Linked DNA regions of Homo sapiens: all the other regions are linked to region 2. Evidence: chromatin contacts called from ENCODE Hi-C or POLR2A ChIA-PET data. All regions are on one chromosome and are shown on one strand. The core of a region is the stretch at or near the end of the contact, and the rest is flanking DNA. Distances in the headings are between cores, read along the strand shown. Region 1 holds the start of ARPC5L (actin related protein 2/3 complex subunit 5 like). Region 2 holds the start of ZBTB6 (zinc finger and BTB domain containing 6). Region 3 overlaps NEK6 (NIMA related kinase 6).

Region 1 (3,890 bases), core at 578-3,077, 1.9 Mb before region 2:
TATTTCAGCCTGTTTGGGGCTAAGGAAAGGATTGCACAGAGGTTGCTACTCATAGGAGATGGGAGAAGTCTCCTTGTGGGTGGTTACAGCTGGTAGTAACAAGAGGACAATCTGGCTTCAACCATAACTCTAAGAGGTGGCATGTCTTTATTAAGGGCAAGGGAGTGGCACTGGAGTGCTGATTAATGCCTACTGGTTGGCAGACATTAATCAGAAAGCCTAAACATGCCCTGCCTTGTGAATTCCCGTTTCACTTTCCGGGCTCTACTGAAGTGTTCCTTCCTCTGGGAACATGAACACCAATGATATTTTGAGCCATTGTTATGCGTCAGATTTCGGGTTAACAGCTTTACAGATATCTCCTCTAATTCTCATAAATGCCTCATTTCACATGTGAGCAAACTGAGACTCAAGAAAGGGGAAGAGATTTCCCAAGAGTCTCAACTACTACCTTGGCAGCAGAGCAAGAATTTGAAACCTGGTCAGGTTCACTTTAAAAAAGGCTGTACTAGCCGGGCGCAGTGGCTCACACCTGTAATCCCAGTATTTTGGGAGGCTGAGGCGGGTGGATCACTTGAGGTCAGGGGTTTGAGACCAGCCTGGCTAAACCTTGTCTCTACTAAAAATACAAAAATTTAGCTGGGTGTAGTGGCACACACCTGTAGTCCCAGTTACTGGGGAGGCCAAGGCAGGAGAATCTCTTGAACCCGGGAGGTGGAGGTTGCAGTGAGCCGAGATCGCGCCACTGCACTCCAGCCTAGGCGACAGAGCCAGACTCCATCTCAAAAAATATATAAAAAATAAAATAAAAATAAAAAAGGCTGTATGGCCAGGCGAGGTGGCTAACCCCTGTAATCCTAGGCACTCTGGGAGGCCGAGGAGGGCGGATTGCTTGAGCCCAGGAGACCACCCTGGGCAACAGCTCTACAAAAAATAAACAAATTAGCCAGGCCTGGTGGCTTGTGCCTGTAGTTTCAGCTACTCGGGAGACTGAGGTGGGAGGGCTGCTTGAACCCGGGAAGCGGAGGTTTTGGTGGGCGGAGAGCGCGCCATGCCTTCCAGCCAGGGTGACAGAGCGAGACCCTGTCTGAAAAAAAAAATTAAAAAATAAAAAAAATAAATAAAGGCTGGGGCCAGGCGTGGTGGCTCACGCCTGTAATCCCAGCACTTTGGGAGGCCGAGGCGAGGGGATCACCTGAGCTGAGGAGTTCAAGATCAGCCTGGGCAACATGGCGAAACCCCGTCTCTACTAAAAATACAAAAAATTAGCCAGGCGTGGTGGTGCATGCCTGTAATCCCAGCTACTCAGCTACTCGGGAGGCTGGGGCAGGAGAATCGCTGAACCCGGGAGGCGGAGGTTGCAGTAAGCCGAGATCGCGACACTGCACTCCAGCCTGGCACCCTGGGCGACAGAATGAAGCTCTGTCTCAAAAAAAAAAAAAAAAAAAAAGGTGTAAATGCTCTTTGCAGTTCCATATACTGCCTCCCCAGAACCTTTATGGAGTTGGATTATAACTGCCTGAGCCCGCCCCTCCCGTCCATCTCGCGCTTTAAATTCCTCCGCGACGTGAGCCTCGGTTAATCGTCTTTGAAAACTCTGGCCCCTCCTCCCGTCAGCACCCCCAGACTACTGGCGCCCAGCTCAGAGTTGCCCAGATTGGGAGATCTGCAAGGTTTCCCGAAGGAATGAATGAACGAATGACTGAATGGACGAATTTGAGTCCTCCGTGTGCCATCTCTGGTAGCTGCCGCCCACGTTGGGCCTCGGTTTCCCCAACTGCGCGCCTACACCGTGACGCCGACCTCGCTATCAGGGGTGCCGTGAATGAGGCGAGCACTACAAGGCGGGGCTCCGGCCCTACCAGGCGGGGCGGGCAGTACCACGGCGTTCCTCGGGGGCGGGGGAGATGAGGCGGAGCCGGGGCTCCCCCGCTGCGGCGCCATTGGCCGCGCCCGCCGCCACCCGGCAGTAGTTGCGGAGGTCAGCCCCGCCTACTTCCTCTTTCCCTCGGAGCGGGCGGCGGCGTTGGCGGCTTGTGCAGCAATGGTGAGAGCTGCGGAATCGGGCGCCATCCGAGCGCTGTGAGGCGCGGGGGTTGGGGAAGGCGGTGCGGGCTGAGCCCGCGGATTCTATCTGCCACCTAGGCCTGTGGGGCGCCGCGCAGAATGGTCTGGCGCCACCACAACCCGCCTCTTCGCTTGGCGCCGGGAGAGGCGCGCGGCCCGGGCCTGGGTTACTCTGCCCAAGGCACGGCCGGCGAGGGAGACTGTCCTGAGCCCTGGTTGGGGCTCCGGCGCACTCGTAGTCGATGGCGAGTCGCGCGCCTTTGGGGGCTGGCCACGCAGGTGAAGGGGATATGGCCCCGCGGCCTGGCTGAGGCACACTCTCTCTTGCGCGCAGGCCAAGATCAAGGCTCGAGATCTTCGCGGGAAGAAGAAGGAGGAGCTGCTGAAACAGCTGGACGACCTGAAGGTGGAGCTGTCCCAGCTGCGCGTCGCCAAAGTGACAGGCGGTGCGGCCTCCAAGCTCTCTAAGATGTAAGTGAGGCGGCCGGATCACAGCCCTCGTGGGTGGGGAGCACGTGTGCATCGGGATCGTCGGAGGATTTCAAAGTTGGCTTAAGGAGCTGGCCGCTTAGATGCCCACTCCGTGCATCCTGGCGCGCATGGGAGACCCGTTGTGTGCTTAGCCTCTTACCTGCCTTGACCTTGCGGTCCTTGTGCCTGGAATGCATCCCCGGAGACCCATCTTAATGCTGCCTTCAAAGCCTACCCGGACCCCTTCCTTCCGCTTCCCACCAACACTTGAGTTTTTAACCCCCTTGGCAGGTGGGTGGCTTGCACCCTGGAGTGGCAGCGTAAGTTATTTTACATGGCTAAGAGTGCGGGAGACTTGTGAAAGGAACATGGGTTTGGAGTTCATCAACCTGGGTACAAAGTCCACTTCTCAAAAAAAAATTAGATGGGTGTGGTGGTACAGGCCTGTAGTCCCAGCTACTCTGGAGGCTGAGGCAGGAGGATCACTTGAGCCCAGGAGTTGGGAGGCTATGATGGGGCCACTGCTCTTCAGTCTGGTTGACAGGTGAGACCCTGTCTCCAAAAAAAAAAAATGGTGGTTGCCCTCTTTGCCCCCAAACAACCTTAGTAGAGGCAGGGGTGGGAGGATTGGACAAGCACAGTTGCACACTGAATCCTCAAAAACCATGTTGACCAGCTGTCTACTAGGTGACTCCCTCATCCTGACATGACTACAAATAACTTCTCCCTGGCTCGTTGTTTGCTTCAGTCTCCTGGCTTGTAGTGACTCCACTTTGCAAATGTCTTGTTTCTCTCTCCTGCAGTTCCCTAAGCTAGCCTGATTGCCTGGTTTGTGGCATGATTCCTTCCCATCAGCTCATTGAAATTGGCATTGGTTGGGTCTTAGCCCTCAGGATAAATTCGTGTTCTGGGATTGAAGGTCTTTTTCTGATCTGCCTCATTTATCCAGCCTGCACTTCCTCATAAAGCCTCTGCTGTCTCTCCCATGCCCCTCTCTTCCCTCCTCAGACCTCACTCCCAGAACGCCTTCCTCCTGAGTGAATATGGATGGGTTGATGGGGGAGGCTGCAGCTATTGCTGCCCTATGTGTGAGTCCTGAGTCTTGGGTAGTGCTATGTGTCTTCCCTATCTTCACTGACATCTCTGTTTTGTAGCCGAGTCGTCCGGAAATCCATTGCCCGTGTTCTCACAGTTATTAACCAGACTCAGAAAGAAAACCTCAGGAAATTCTACAAGGTGAGTCTGCCTGGACATAGGGAGGGTTGGCTGCAGGAAGCCAAGTGCTAGCCGTCCCTGGCCGGGGACATGGTAAAGAGGTTTTTCTTGGTGCGTGGGCTGAGAGTGGTTAGCCT
Region 2 (4,192 bases), core at 320-2,819:
CCCGTCTCTACCAAAAATACAAAAAGTAGCTGGGTGTGGTGGCAGGCACCTGTAATCCCAGCTACTCGGGAGGCTGAGGCAGGAGAATTGCTTGAACCTGCTAGGCGGAGGTTGCGGTAGGCCGAGATCGTGCCACTGCACTCCAGCCTGGACCACAGAGTGAGACTCTGTCTCAAAAAAAAAAGAAAAAGAATTTCTTCAGTCATATCTTCATTCAGCACAAATACTTGATGCCTACCAAGTGCTAGACTTCGAGAATACAAAGATCAGTAAGCCACTGTCCTAAATAACTCTGCCTAGATGAGGCACAAATTAATACAGGCGTGTTAAGTGCAATAATGAAGGCAGGAAAAGGGATTACAGGTTTCAAACTGGGAACCAATTATCTTAGGGCAGTTCAGGATGGCTTCAGGATGATGAGATTTATAAACGGGTTCTTTAAAGATACGTTGGGGAAGGCCGGGCTCGGTGGCTCACGCCTGTAATCCCAGCACTTTGGGAGGCCAAGGCGGGCGGATCACGAGGTCAGGAGATCGAGACCATCCTGGCTAACACGGTGAAACCCCGTCTCTACTAAAAATACAAAAAAAAAAAAATTAGCCAGGCGAAGTGGCGGGCACCTGAAGTCCCAGCTTACTCGGGAGGCTGAGGCAGGAGAATGGCGTGAACCCAGGAGGCGGAGCTTGCAGTGAGCCGAGATCCTGCCGCTGCACTCCAGCCTGGGCGACAGAGAGAGACTCCGTCTCAAAAAAAAAAAAAAAAAGCCTGGGGAAAAGGCTAGGGCACGTCAGAGGAAACAGCTGGGCCAAAAGTTTTGGGATGGAGGAACGCATTTAAGTGTGAAGCTAGATCCAGAGGTTGGGGCCATCTCCTGATGGGGCATTATCTAGGCAATCTCGAATACGGATCTTTATGATAGTTTCTGCTCTGCCACCTTTCAAGTTGTAGGTGGCCCCAATAAGGAGAGGAATCGTCCCAGAATAATCCATAAAAGGTCTGGTTACTCTGACAGACGTGCCGTAACCGAACCTCAAACCCCGTCTCCAATTCGGATGTTCAGGAGGACTCACAAAAGGAAATGGCTCGGCTGGGCGCGGTGGCTCAACCCGGTAATCCCAGCATTTAGGGAGGCCGAGGCGGGCGGATCTCCTGAGGTCAGGAGTTCGATACCAGCCTAGCCAACATGGTGAAACCCCGTCTCTACTAAAAATACAAAAATGAGCCGGGCGTGGTGGCGGGCGCCTGTAATCTCAGCTACTTGGGAGGCTGCGGAGCGAGAGTCGCTTGAACCCGGGAGGCGAAGGTTGCAGTGAGCCGAAATCGCGCCATTGCACTCCAGCCTGGGCAACAAGAGCGAAACTCCGTCTTAAAAAAAAAAAGGGATGGTGGGGGAAAACGGCTCGAGTGCCGAAACTGGGACAAGAGAGATGGGGCTTGCCGGCATTCAGGAGCCTTTCTGTCATTCCAAGAGGGGGGAAGTGAGGAAGGAAGACCGTCTCAGAATGTCCTTCCGGGGCGCCTAGAGGGCCCCAGTAAAGAATAAAGCTGGTTGGCACCGGATGTGTTTTCTTCCAGGCTAAGTCCATCTTCCGGCTTGGGCAGACGCTGCCGCGGAATCCTTGACTCTAGTTTTCTGAGTCGGTGAGTGAGTGCAAAGTAGATTCCTCAGGTGGAGGGTGCCTGAGGAAGAGGAGGAGGAGGAGGAGGACAGCTGGGCTCGGCCCCGGAGTGGCTAATCTTGTGCTGCAACCACTGGGCCGACAGGGCCTTGGCCCTTCGCAGGGTTGCCTCCAGAATACCTGTGTGCTGAACCTGGCATCCGGTTTCAGTTCAGCAGATGTTCCCTGAGCTCCTCCTGCTCTGTGTGGGCCCCTGAGCTCGGTGCAGGAACACAGATGCATCAGGCACCATCTCGCGGTGCTCAGAGAGCAGCTGACTCTCTCTGGTTGAAACGGGAGGTGGAGTCATATTAGTTTTACTTGATTTGGGCTTAAAGGAGCCTAATCACTAGCTGAAAAAAGGAACTGGAAACGCGAATGTAAGAAATGTGTATTCGTGTCTTTTTGTCTGGGTAATGATGGAAAAATTTAGTATTGAACGAGGTTCGAGTATGAAAAAGAGAATAGAAGGTGATAAAGCCATAAAGATGGGTTAGAGCCAAATCGTGATGGGTCTCGTATTCTTTCCTAAGAAATCTGGACTGTCCCGGAGGTAGAGAAGAACGATAGAAGATTTAAAGCAGAAAAGGGAAATTAAAAATAAAATAAAATAAGGGTTGTTAATCCTGGTGGCACTCAGGCGGGTAATCTGGCATACAGAAGAGTGTGGTATAAAGAAGACCTGTTGGAAGACATTGCAGTTGTCCAGGTGAACCGGAAGGAGGACCTGTTGTAGTGGTGGGGAGTAGGAAGTTTGGAGATTACGTTAAAGTTGCTAATTGGATATATTATGTTAAATCAACTTTTTGGTGGTCACAGTGCTTATATTGGATATTCAAAATTGATAGATTGTTCTTGACCACAAGGCACACAACATTTAGCAAAAGAAACAAGCTAGAAACTGTTCACTACAATTCATTGTAATGAATGTTGTAACAAAGTTATGAAAAATGTGCTATGAGATCATAGAGAAGTGCATTATAAAGTTCTCGTTTTGAGATGGTGGCATAAAGGTTCATAACACCTACATTAGACTTTGAGTCTTCTTCTTCCTAATTCAGGTTTGGGGTTTTTCGTTTGTTTTCACCATTACAGCATGGGAAAGCATTCCCTATCCTTATTACATCAATGTTTGTGTTTTATTTTGCTTAGATTGTGATCATGGCTGCTGAGTCTGATGTTCTGCATTTCCAGTTTGAACAGCAAGGAGATGTGGTCTTGCAGAAAATGAATCTTTTGAGACAGCAGAATTTATTTTGTGATGTATCAATTTACATTAATGACACTGAGTTCCAGGGGCACAAGGTGATTTTGGCTGCTTGCTCCACTTTTATGAGAGATCAGTTTTTACTCACACAGTCAAAACATGTCAGAATCACCATCTTACAGAGTGCAGAAGTTGGCAGAAAATTGTTACTGTCTTGCTATACTGGAGCACTTGAAGTTAAAAGGAAAGAGCTTTTGAAATACTTGACTGCTGCCAGTTACCTTCAGATGGTTCACATTGTGGAAAAGTGCACAGAAGCTTTGTCAAAGTATCTGGAAATTGATCTTTCTATGAAAAACAACAACCAACACACTGACCTGTGTCAGTCTTCTGATCCTGATGTTAAGAATGAAGATGAAAATTCTGATAAAGACTGTGAGATAATTGAAATTTCAGAAGATAGTCCTGTAAACATAGATTTCCATGTTAAAGAAGAGGAAAGCAATGCTTTGCAGTCTACAGTAGAGAGTCTGACATCAGAGAGAAAGGAAATGAAGTCACCAGAGCTGTCTACAGTAGACATAGGTTTTAAAGACAATGAAATTTGTATCCTTCATGTAGAATCCATCAGTACAGCTGGTGTCGAAAATGGGCAGTTTTCACAGCCTTGTACCTCTTCAAAAGCAAGCATGTATTTCTCTGAAACACAGCATTCATTGATCAATTCTACAGTTGAGAGCAGAGTGGCTGAAGTTCCTGGGAATCAAGATCAGGGCTTATTTTGTGAGAATACTGAAGGAAGTTATGGTACAGTGAGTGAGATTCAGAATCTGGAGGAAGGTTATTCACTGAGGCACCAGTGCCCCAGGTGTCCTCGAGGCTTTCTTCATGTTGAAAACTATCTGCGCCACCTTAAAATGCATAAACTATTCTTATGCTTACAGTGCGGAAAAACATTTACACAGAAGAAAAATCTCAACCGACACATCCGAGGACACATGGGCATACGGCCCTTTCAGTGTACTGTGTGCTTGAAGACATTTACTGCCAAAAGCACACTTCAGGACCACTTGAACATACACAGTGGGGATCGGCCATACAAATGCCACTGTTGTGATATGGATTTCAAGCACAAGTCTGCTCTCAAAAAGCACTTAACCTCTGTCCATGGCAGAAGCAGTGGTGAAAAACTATCTAGGCCTGATCTCAAAAGGCAAAGTCTACTATAATTATAATCACAGACTTGTTATATAAAGTTTGTATTATTCTATTACGCAAGTCTTTCTGTAGAGATGCAGCATTTGTAATATTTCATCCCCCCAATCTT
Region 3 (3,671 bases), core at 58-2,557, 1.4 Mb before region 2:
CTCCTGGGCAGGTCTAAGCTGGGTCCATCAACTTCTCCTCTGTCCTTCTCCCAGAGTGCCTGAGGGGAACCTGGTTATGTGGTGATCCCTACTCTGGGACCCTGAATCATGACTTAATGAATAATAGAAACTCACTGGAAAAGCAGGGAAAAAAGTAAAGTGAAAATGTCTCTTCTAGGCCAGGCGCAGTGGCTCACGCCTGTAATCCCAGCACTGTGGGAGGCCGAGGCGGGCGATCACTTAAGGTCAGGAGTTTGAGACCAGCCTGGCCAAAAAATTTTTGTAAAAACACAAAAATTAGCCGGGTGTGGTGGTGGGTGCCTGTAAATCCCAGCCATTTGGGAGGCCGAGGCAGGAGAATTGCTTGAACCTGGGAGGCGGAGGTTGCAGTTGGCCTAGATCGTGCTACTGCACTCCAGCCTGGGTGACGGTGAGACTCCATCTCAAAAAAAAGAAAATGTCTCTTCCAGATTTGGCTGAGGGAACTCTACAGAACACCCTCCTGCGGGAGTGAGTGATGGGAGTCCAGGCCTCACAGCACACAGCAAGGTGAGGGCTGGGCCAACCTTGACTTTGAAGCCTCGAGGCCTAATTACCTCTCATGGTGGGTCCTGCCAGAGGACCCGATCTGGAGGGCTGCTGGAGGAGGAAGATGATGATTTTATCCACCATGTGCCAATGTCTGTCGGGTAAATACACCTGTACACAGAGCACCCACCTAAGAAGAGCAGGCATCCTGAGTGTCTACTGCATGCTGGGCTCTGTGCAGACACCGCCCACGCGCCCACTCTTTGGGTCCTCAGAACAACCCTGTGAGTGGGCCTCACTGCTGTCCCCATTTCAGGAATCTGAGGCTTGGAGGGGTAGCAGTGACCTGTTCTGATCAGGCAGCAAAGAACAGCAGAGCTGGGGTGTGACCCCAGGACTGGGGACTGTGGTGCCCAAGCTCTTGCTCCGTATCGGGTGGGCTCTCAGCTCAGATCCCTCCTCGGCTTTTCACTCAAGACCCCCTGACCGGCCAGGCCTGCCACTTCCTGCTCCAGCCTCCATTCTTTCAGTCACCTGAGCCCTGCCCCAGGCCCCGCCCCAGGACCCGCCACCGGCCTCTTCAAAAGGGGGCCCCTGTCTAGTCCCCTCCACGTCCTCTGCACTGAGGCTCTGACCCCAGAGCAACTGCTTGGAGCATGTTTGTGGAATGACACATGGAATGTGCCTGACACGACCTGGCGCACAGTGGGACTCTGTGACTCAGACGCCGTCACCTCTAGGAATGCAGCCAAAATCACATACCCTCATAAACAGCCAGGGCGGCTTTCTGAGCACTTAGAAGAATCGCACGTACTCATAAAAATAACCATGAGGTGTTGTACGTTAGACGCCTACTATGTGCTAGTTTCCAGCTGCTTAGACAGCTCTATGTCTCCAAACTCCTAATAGCTTCATGAAGCAAGGGTTATGAATCCCATCTCGCAAATCAGGAAACAGGCTAGAACTCCCTGTCAGATCTAGAGCCAGCTGCACTGCTGGTGATGGGGGTGGGCTCCCTCCCCTCTTGGGCCTCAGTTTCCCCCAGGCACAGTGAAGGGTTTGGAGGAAGTGGTCCCTGAGGGTCTTTGCCCTGGAAGACCAGGCTTCTTACTGTGACTAGTGGGAGTCTGGCCGGGGTTCCCAACACTGCCCGTCCTGGGAGGCTACACCGTGCAGCTCCACAGTGGGGCCGAAGCTCCTGGTGGATGTGGGTGGAGGTGGCTGGGGCTCCAGCTGCTCACACGCATATGGATGACCCAGATTTGCATTTCTTGTCACAGTCCATCCGACCCAATTAGAGGCCAGCTCCTCTGGTGGGGCAGCTTCCTAGATGGAGCACGTGTGCTGGGGACATGGTCCAGCAGGCTCTGGGGCACCACTGCACTCCCAGGGCTGCCACAGGACGCTGTCCCCAGGGTGGCCTCTGCTCAGGTGTGGGGCACCTTGAGACACCAGGCTCCTGGGGGCAGCTGCCTGGGCCAGCAGAGTCCTGGCCCTGGTGCACCTGGGGGCTCTCAGCAGAAGGGAAAGGGTGAACTGTGTCCTTGGCCTGGAAGGCCTGGCTGCTCCGTCGCCACCTCCAAGACCTCCCCCGCTCCTGGGTCAGCTCCCCGCAAGTTCCACTTTTGCCCCTGCAGCCAAGTGACCCTGGGCTGGTCGTCCACACACAGGCACAGTAACACTGGCTCCAGGATTTCTCTGAGGACTCTGGGAGATGATGTTGGTGATTAGTGTCTGGTGTGGCTCTAAACTGCAAGACGGGCGTGGGGCTGGCCCCAGAACAGTGCGCCCAGGGTGGCCCCAAATGTGATCACTGCTGACTAATGACCGACCACCCCGATGGCCTTTCAGAAAACTGGTTTTTTTTTTTTTTTTTTTGAGATAGAGTTTTGCTCTTGTCACCCAGGCTGGAGCGCTGTGGCGCGATCTCGGCTCATTGCAATCTCCGCCTCCCGGGTTCAAGCGATTCTCCTGCCTCAGCCTCCCAAGTAGCTGGGGAGTAGCAGGTGCCCGCCACCACACTGGGCTAAATTTTTTGTATTTTTAGTAGAGATGGGGTTTCACCATGTTGGCCAGGCTGGTCTTGAACACCTGACCTCAGGTGATCCACCTGCCTCGGCCTCCCAAAGTGCTGGGATTACAGGTGTGAGCTACCTCACCCAGCCCAGAAAACTGGTTTCTGTTGCTCACTGTCCCTGCTTTGTGTGAAACCCTGTTGTGGCTCCTGGGGAAAATAACACCCCCAACCCCACCCCAGGGCACAAGTTGGCAGAGGGGTAACCACTGCTCTGGCTCTGATGTTGAGACTCCAATGCTGGGGCCTGGAGGCTGGGGCTCAAACCTCAATTCTGCCACTTCCCAGCTGTGGGCCTTGGGCAAGGCTTCTGGGCCTCAGTTTCCTCTTTGGAAACTGAGGAGATCATAACAGTACCCCCTTCAGGGGGCTGCTGGGGGTTAAATGGATAAGCAAATGCAAGCCCTTGGAAGAGGGCCTGGCACTAGGTGCTGGGACATGTCATTCTCCAGTCGTGGTGACGGTGATTGTGCTGCTATCTGTCGAATGGGCCTAGTGGTGGACCTGCTTCCCCGGGGACTGGGACGGCCTGAGCAGTGGACAAGCCCAGGGGGTTCTTGGCTGTTGATATCATCACCCTGCCGTTCCCACCCCTCGGCGGCTGGCGGTAACCTTGGGGGCTGCAGTGAGGCGGTGGGGCTGACGACGTGCACCTGTGGGCAGGTAAGAGACACAACCTTGCGACTTTGTCACCCAGGACCATTTGTCAAGGGACCATGCTAGGCAAGAGCTGCCCTCAGCCTCCCTTCCAGGGCTGCGCTGTGGGGCAACACCATAGGAGGCCACCTCTGACTCCTCAGGCTCCTCTGCCAGGGCACGGAGGCCCTCAGCTCTCCCCAAAGGCAGAGGAGACTGATCGAGGGGCCGGGGGACAGGGAGGCTGACCCTGCGGTGTCACCACTCGCTGTGCTGCCTGTCACCGTGGGCACGAGGGAGAAGGCCTGGGCTGCCTGGGGCAGGCACATGGGATTTGAGAGGAGGAGGGTGGAGGAACCGCTGGAACAAGGGCCCTGGGGAGCAGCAGGAAACTGGTGAGCAGGAGCCAATGAGATGGCCAAGGTCCCCGAGC

Evidence for each region. Hi-C counts contacts between places; a loop is a spot of excess contacts on that map. ChIA-PET counts read pairs that join two places held with the same protein, here RNA polymerase II (POLR2A). Pooled maps may share reads with other maps.
Region 1: a loop to region 2 is called in a pooled map, with 7 times the contacts of the local background. The contact joins the promoter of ARPC5L here to the promoter of ZBTB6 in region 2. A Hi-C loop is called at or near these places in 1 of 168 maps with a recorded cell type or tissue (naive thymus-derived CD4-positive, alpha-beta T cell), 4 of 37 single-sample maps with no recorded cell type and 9 of 50 pooled maps.
Region 3: a loop to region 2 is called in a map of transverse colon, with 18 times the contacts of the local background. The contact joins the enhancer-like site here to the promoter of ZBTB6 in region 2. A Hi-C loop is called at or near these places in 1 of 168 maps with a recorded cell type or tissue (transverse colon). POLR2A ChIA-PET finds 5 or more read pairs at or near these places in 1 of 52 experiments (MCF 10A).

Annotation. Positions count from the first base shown.
Region 1 is chr9:124,860,067-124,863,956 of GRCh38, reverse strand. ARPC5L (actin related protein 2/3 complex subunit 5 like) reads right to left here and starts at 1,827. Exons shown (of 6, transcript NM_030978.3): 1 at 1,559-1,827. It overlaps RPL35 (ribosomal protein L35), which reads left to right and starts at 2,000. Exons shown (of 4, transcript NM_007209.4): 1 at 2,000-2,047; 2 at 2,402-2,538; 3 at 3,693-3,774. The coding sequence starts at 2,045. RefSeq lists enhancers at 1,581-1,800, 2,241-2,350, 2,391-2,440, 1,876-2,499, 3,488-3,890 and a silencer at 1,821-2,090.
Region 2 is chr9:122,910,700-122,914,891 of GRCh38, reverse strand. It overlaps ZBTB6 (zinc finger and BTB domain containing 6), which reads left to right and starts at 1,569. Exons shown (of 2, transcript NM_006626.6): 1 at 1,569-1,641; 2 at 2,811-4,192. The coding sequence starts at 2,820. The coding sequence ends at 4,094. RefSeq lists enhancers at 1-36, 1,505-1,734, 1,745-1,854.
Region 3 is chr9:124,307,392-124,311,062 of GRCh38, reverse strand. The region is part of intron 2 of NEK6 (NIMA related kinase 6); the gene reads right to left. Among named protein-coding and RNA genes, the nearest start is that of NEK6, 51 kb to the right of the region's middle. RefSeq lists enhancers at 40-887, 454-1,653, 1,736-2,583. Within about 2 kb of position 1,307, at least 3 of the 41 ENCODE cell types and tissues checked have a DNase peak (open chromatin) inside an H3K27ac peak, as active enhancers do.